2 separate regions of the Homo sapiens genome follow, and region 1 is linked to region 2. Evidence: chromatin loops called from intact Hi-C (ENCODE). Cell type or tissue: PC-9. All regions are shown on one strand. Each heading gives the region's core, and the rest is flanking DNA. Links, peaks and the distances in the headings are about the cores only. Region 1 overlaps LOC105375468 (a long non-coding RNA gene). Region 2 has its middle 79 kb from the start of LSM8.

The links. A loop is a pair of places that touch in the nucleus more often than their neighbours do. Peaks named below come from ENCODE experiments on the same cell type or tissue, not always from the same donor. Only the 100,000 strongest peaks of a DNase experiment are listed, where the experiment ranks them.
Region 1: a loop joins it to region 2, with 7 times the contacts of the local background. A loop is called at or near these places in 3 of 110 quality-filtered maps.

What each region holds. Positions count from the first base shown.
Region 1 is chr7:117,466,299-117,469,126 of GRCh38, reverse strand. The region is part of intron 2 of LOC105375468 (a long non-coding RNA gene); the gene reads right to left. Among named protein-coding and RNA genes, the nearest start is that of CFTR, 12 kb to the left of the region's middle. In PC-9, for the core only: no CTCF peak of the experiment used is centred there; no DNase peak of the experiment used is centred there.
Region 2 is chr7:118,103,395-118,106,222 of GRCh38, reverse strand. No RefSeq gene overlaps it. Among named protein-coding and RNA genes, the nearest start is that of LSM8, 79 kb to the left of the region's middle. In PC-9, for the core only: CTCF peaks have their summits at 999 and 1,206 (motif pointing right); no DNase peak of the experiment used is centred there.

The DNA of each region.
Region 1 (2,828 bases), core at 272-2,771, 640 kb after region 2:
CACGATAAACAGATCAGTGGTTGCCAGGAGTTTGGGAAAGGAGGGGAAGGGTTGAATAGGCAAAGGACAAGGGATATTTTTAGGGCAGTGAAACGATTCTGTATGACATTGTAATGATGGGTACATGACACTTTGTATTTGTCAAAACCTATAGAACTTTACAGCACAAAGAATAAACCTTGATGTATATGAATTTAAAAAATAATAATTTAGGAGATTGGAGAGGAGGGAACCCTAAAATGGAATGCAGACTGCAAAAAAAGAATCTGTGTTACTAACATATGAAACAACTTCACTAGGAGGAGTATGAGTGAAATGTTCTGGACTAAGCAACTTTGAAAATGAGTAGAGTCAGTAAAACTAAAGATAGAAGAACTTACATAAGCACCACTCTAGTTGACAAAGTTGTATCCCACAGGGCTATATGTAATAATTCTGAAGCCACTGTATACATAAACTGGAAATGAGAAATTAGGTAAGCAGATAGTAGGTGGTGGAAGACAGATTTTTCACGGTTTGAAATAGGAAGTTACAGATAAGCAAGAGGAAGAGGCTAGAATAATCTATACAGTAATTGATTAGAATTGAAGACACCATATGAACTCATATTTAGCTTAATAAAGATACAGATGTTACATATCGAAATAATCATAGATGTATGTGTACACATAGGTTAATATACACACATATATTTCTTTGCTCTGTCAGCTGAGAAAGAACCTAAAAATAACAACATCTCAATAGCAACCACCATACCACAGTGCCCAGACCTTAGTTTCTAACACCATTCTCCAGTAAAAGGAACACTGACTTTAGTTAGTACTAATGTATCAATATTGGTTCACTAATTGTGACAAATGTAACATACTAATTTAAGATGTTAATAGTAAGAGAAACTGGGAGGGGGTTGTACAGAACCTCTTTGTAGTATCGTCATAATTTTTCTGTAAATTTTTATTTTAAAAAAAGTTTTTTTATTTACTGACATTTGGCACATTTTCTATGCAATAACAAGTTACTAACAATTTAAACCTTTAACAATTTTAATACTTAATATCTCAAGCCCAGTGAGATCCCTTTATGTCATTTTAGCACTATCAAAATTAATACTCTTCATATTTTTTTTCAATTAGATATTTCTCTTGCAAGGGTGACCATGAGATCTCGGGCTTACAGCATGAACTGCCTAAGTCTGAAAAACTAGCTTCAAGTTGGGTTACTCTGTGACTTAAAAAAATACACTTTATGCCCGGTGGGATTTATTTTTCAGTGGGAAATAAATCATGTAAAAAATAATAAATATTTCTTAAAAATTAAAAAAAAACACTAAATTTCTTCATCCCAAGAAAGCTCACAGGAAAAAGTAAATCTTCATGTACTTATGCCAACCCAGGACCATCAAACTGGTCTGCAATTATTCAAAAATCTGTAGCAATTATTAACAGGATGCAATTCATCAACCATACCAAACTTGCAAGGTAATATTAACTACTGGCTATGAGAGTTGTATGACTTAAAAATAAAAAGTGTTAAATTAAATTTAAAATAAAACATTTACCTATGTAACAAACCTGCACATCCTGCACATGTATCCTGGAACTTAAAGTAAAATTTTTTTTTAATGTAAAAATAAAAAAAGAAAGAAAAAGTGAGTTTGGCCACAGAGTGGTGACAAATTTCTACTCCTATTGTATAGTGTAAAAACACTTGGATTCGAGAAAAACATTACATTAAAAGAGATTCAACCTCAAAGTTCTATTTTCTATTTTCTCTAGGAAAGGATTTTACTTAAATAATTATATTCAATCTGTACCTTTCCATATCTCCACTCATTTTATCCTCTAATTCTTCTATATTTACCATTACTGACTTTCAATTTTAAATATTTAAGTATTATTGCAATGAACTAACAAAGAGGTGTAACATTTCACTCAAAAAAAGCATTTTGGAAGTAGTCAAAGTTGACCATTAATAGTTTTTACATCCTTACTGAAAAACTTTTAGTAAAACATGTTTTGAAAGTAAAATATTTTTATTTGTAGAACAACTAATACATGGAATGCAGTGGCATAAACAAGGCTCACTATAGCTTCAACCTTCTAAGGTCAAGCAATCTTCCTGCTTCAGCCTCTCGTGTATCTGGGATCACAGGTGCACACCACCATGCCTGGCTACGATTTTTATTTTTTGTAGATACAGGGCCTCACTTTGTTGCCCAGTCTGGTCCCAAACTCCTGGGCTCCAGCAATCATCCTACCTCAGCATCCTGAAGTGCTGGGATTACAGGTGTGAGCCACTACACCTGGCCAGAACAACTAATATTTTAAGTCACTGAAGAATGAAACATGGATCTTTGTTGCTGTCTTGTTTTCCAATATGAAGCAAACCCACGATATATCCAGGATAAGCAAAATGCAAGAAATTGATTTGTATTAAGTCTCTAATATGCTAAGCCTTTTATATGGTTGTTATTCCCCATTTAATGCTCTCAATATACTTATGAAATAATTATTACTACACATACTTTTTACTCTTGAGTAAAATAAGATTCCAAAGAATCTTTAACACACCTGCCTATAGCCTCACATCTAGTATTGGTAGTCCTGAATTAGGTCTAACCAATCCCATGACCACACTTTTTCACTATATTGTTGTAGGGTAAAATATCAGTAAATCAAAATCATTGAGAATAGGAAATTGTAAAATTAATTTTCTTTAAATTTGTAACAAGAGACCTCAAACTGAGACAAAAAAAAAAAAAGGTTTTTTGTTTTGGTTTTTTTTTGTTGTTGTTTTTCTTTTTTTTTTCTTTTTCTTTTCTTTTCTTT
Region 2 (2,828 bases), core at 163-2,662:
ACTAATTTACACATGAGACTCCTGGAAATGAAGTGAACTTCCCAAATTAGTGAACATCAGAGCTAGAATTTGAATCTTTGCGTGTTTGATTCTAAAACCTATGTATTACATCTCAATATAATAAATGTGCACTAAAGTTTACTACCCTTAAAGAAATATCAGACCTGTTTAACCATTTTTTTTTCTCACCTGTATTTTAATTACTGTGCTGTTTTTAGACTTTTTCATGGTGAGAGCAGAATAGTGTGGGGACCCCATTAAGGGAACTTTTCAAAAAGGGAATTTATAATGTGTAGCTAAAAACTATGTAAGTGTTTAAGTATCTATTTTGCTACTTCAGTTTCAAAGATTATTTAGTTCCAAACGTCAGAATTATTGAAATAAACTTTTCACTGTGTAGAAATTTTCTCTCAAGAAAAAAACTTCCTTGCTTTTTGAAAGTATTATTGGAGCAACCTAAAGGGTAGTACAGAAGCCTTGTTAGAACAGATTACTTCAGTCAGCAACTCTGTACAGACACAATCTGAAAGATTTGTGAATTTGGGTAAACACTTCTGGATACCGAATATTTCTGGGTTCCAGCCTGGTTTAGGGGCATATTTTAAATAAACAGGTATCAGTCATTGCTCTTTTCTATCTGTGACTATAATTTCTTAAACTGTTGAAAGAATGGGCTAACCTTTCCATGCAGCACAAACATAATCATTCCCCATGAGTTATTTGGGCTGGGGATTAGATATAATTTTGTTGTCTATTATTTCATAAAATTCAGGTCAAAAACCAATAACAGTATGTAATATGATGTTTGCTTCTAAATGTTTCCTGGAAACTCATTCATATTTATATGTCCACTTTGCATATTTTTACTCATAGTAAGTATGCAGTATATATTTAATTGAATTATAATCTTATATTTTGTCACAGTTGTACACAAATTGCAATCCTTTCTACTCTAATCAGATATACTACATCTAAAGCAGAATGAATTTTGTATATTTCATTAATTACCTTTTTCACATATAGGGATTTATTTTAAATAAATTGAATTTGGAAACTTTAAGACACTAATAGTATTATTTTTATTTTACCTTCCAGCAAGGAGAAAAGAAAGAAAACCAACTTTTATTGATACTTATTATGTGCTGTTCCAAACAACTTGCACAAATATTATCAGTCATAGCGTTGTTCATATACCAGTAGATGGTGCTGTTATTACCTAACTTCACTAAAACCATACCATCTTGCTTTTGCTTACATTCATTGCAGTGGGTTTTAGGTTGCAAAGCTTATACATCCAAATAATGATTCGCTATTTTGTTAATATGAAATAAAAATTATATTTTAGAACTATGGAATTTAGAATAGTGTCCAAATAGCAACCTATGTCTTGAATTTTCTTCATACAAATTCTTCCTGATGGGAAGAAGCAAGAACCTTCTTCCTCTAAAATCCAGTCACTGGTCTTGAATTGATCCCTGAGGCTCATGTAGAAACAATCTGTTAATTTATTATTCAGTAATTATTCATGGAGCATATTCATTTCCTAGGGTTGTTGTAACAAAGTACTGCAAACTGGGTTGCATATAACAACATATATTTATTTTCTCCCAGTTCCAGAGATTAGAAGAACAGAATCAATATGTTAGCAGGGACATCCTATCCCTGAAGGCTCTAGGGCAGAATCTGTTCCATGCCGTTTTCTTAGCTTCTTGTATTCCCAGCAATCCTTGGCATTCCATGGCTTATAGGTGCATCACTTCCATTTCTGCCTCCATCATCCCATGGTGTGTGTCTGTGCATTTCTCTTCTTTTTTTATTTTTATTTTATTATTATTATACTTTAAGTTTTAGGGTACATGTGCACAATGTGCAGGTTAGTTACATATGTATACATGTGCCATGCTGGTGTGCTGCACCCATTAACTCGTCATTTAGCATTAGGTATACCTCCTAATGCTATCCCTCCCCCCTCCCCCCACCCCACAACAGTCCCCAGAGTGTGATGTTCCCCTTCCTGTGTCCATGTGTTCTCATTGTTCAATTCCCACCTATGAGTGAGAATATGTGGTGTTTGGTTTTTTGTTCTTGTGATAGTTTACTGAGAATGATGATTTCCAATTTCATCCATGTCCCTACAAAGGACATGAACTCATCATTTTTTATGGCTGCATAGTATTCCATGGTGTATATGTGCCACATTTTCTTAATCCAGTCTATCATTGTTGGACATTTGGGTTGGTTCCAAGTCTTTGCTATTGTGAATAGAGCCACAATAAACATACATGTGCATGTGTCTTTATAGCAGCATGATTTATAGTCCTTTGGGTATATACCCAGTAATGGGATGGCTGGTTCAAATGGTATTTCTAGTTCTAGATCCCTGAGGAATCGCCACACTGACTTCCACAATGGTTGAACTAGTTTACAGTCCCACCAACACTGTAAAATGTTCCTATTTCTCCACATCCTCTCCAGCACCTGTTGTTTCCTGACTTTTTAATGATCGCCATTCTAACTGATGTGAGATGGTATCTCATTGTGGTTTTGATTTGCATTTCTCTGATGGCCAGTGATTGTGAGCATTTCTTCATGTGTCTGTTGGCTGCATAAATGTCTTCTTTTGAGAAGTGTCTGTTCATGTCCTTCGCCGACTTTTTGATGAGGTTGTTTGTTTTTTTCTTGTAAATTTGTTTGAGTTCATTGTAGATTCTGGATATTAGCCCTTTGTCAGATGAGTAGGTTGTGAAAATTTTCTCCCATTTTGTGGGTTGCCTGTTCACTCTGATGGTAGTTTCTTTTGTTGTGCAGAAGCTCTTTAGTTTAATTAG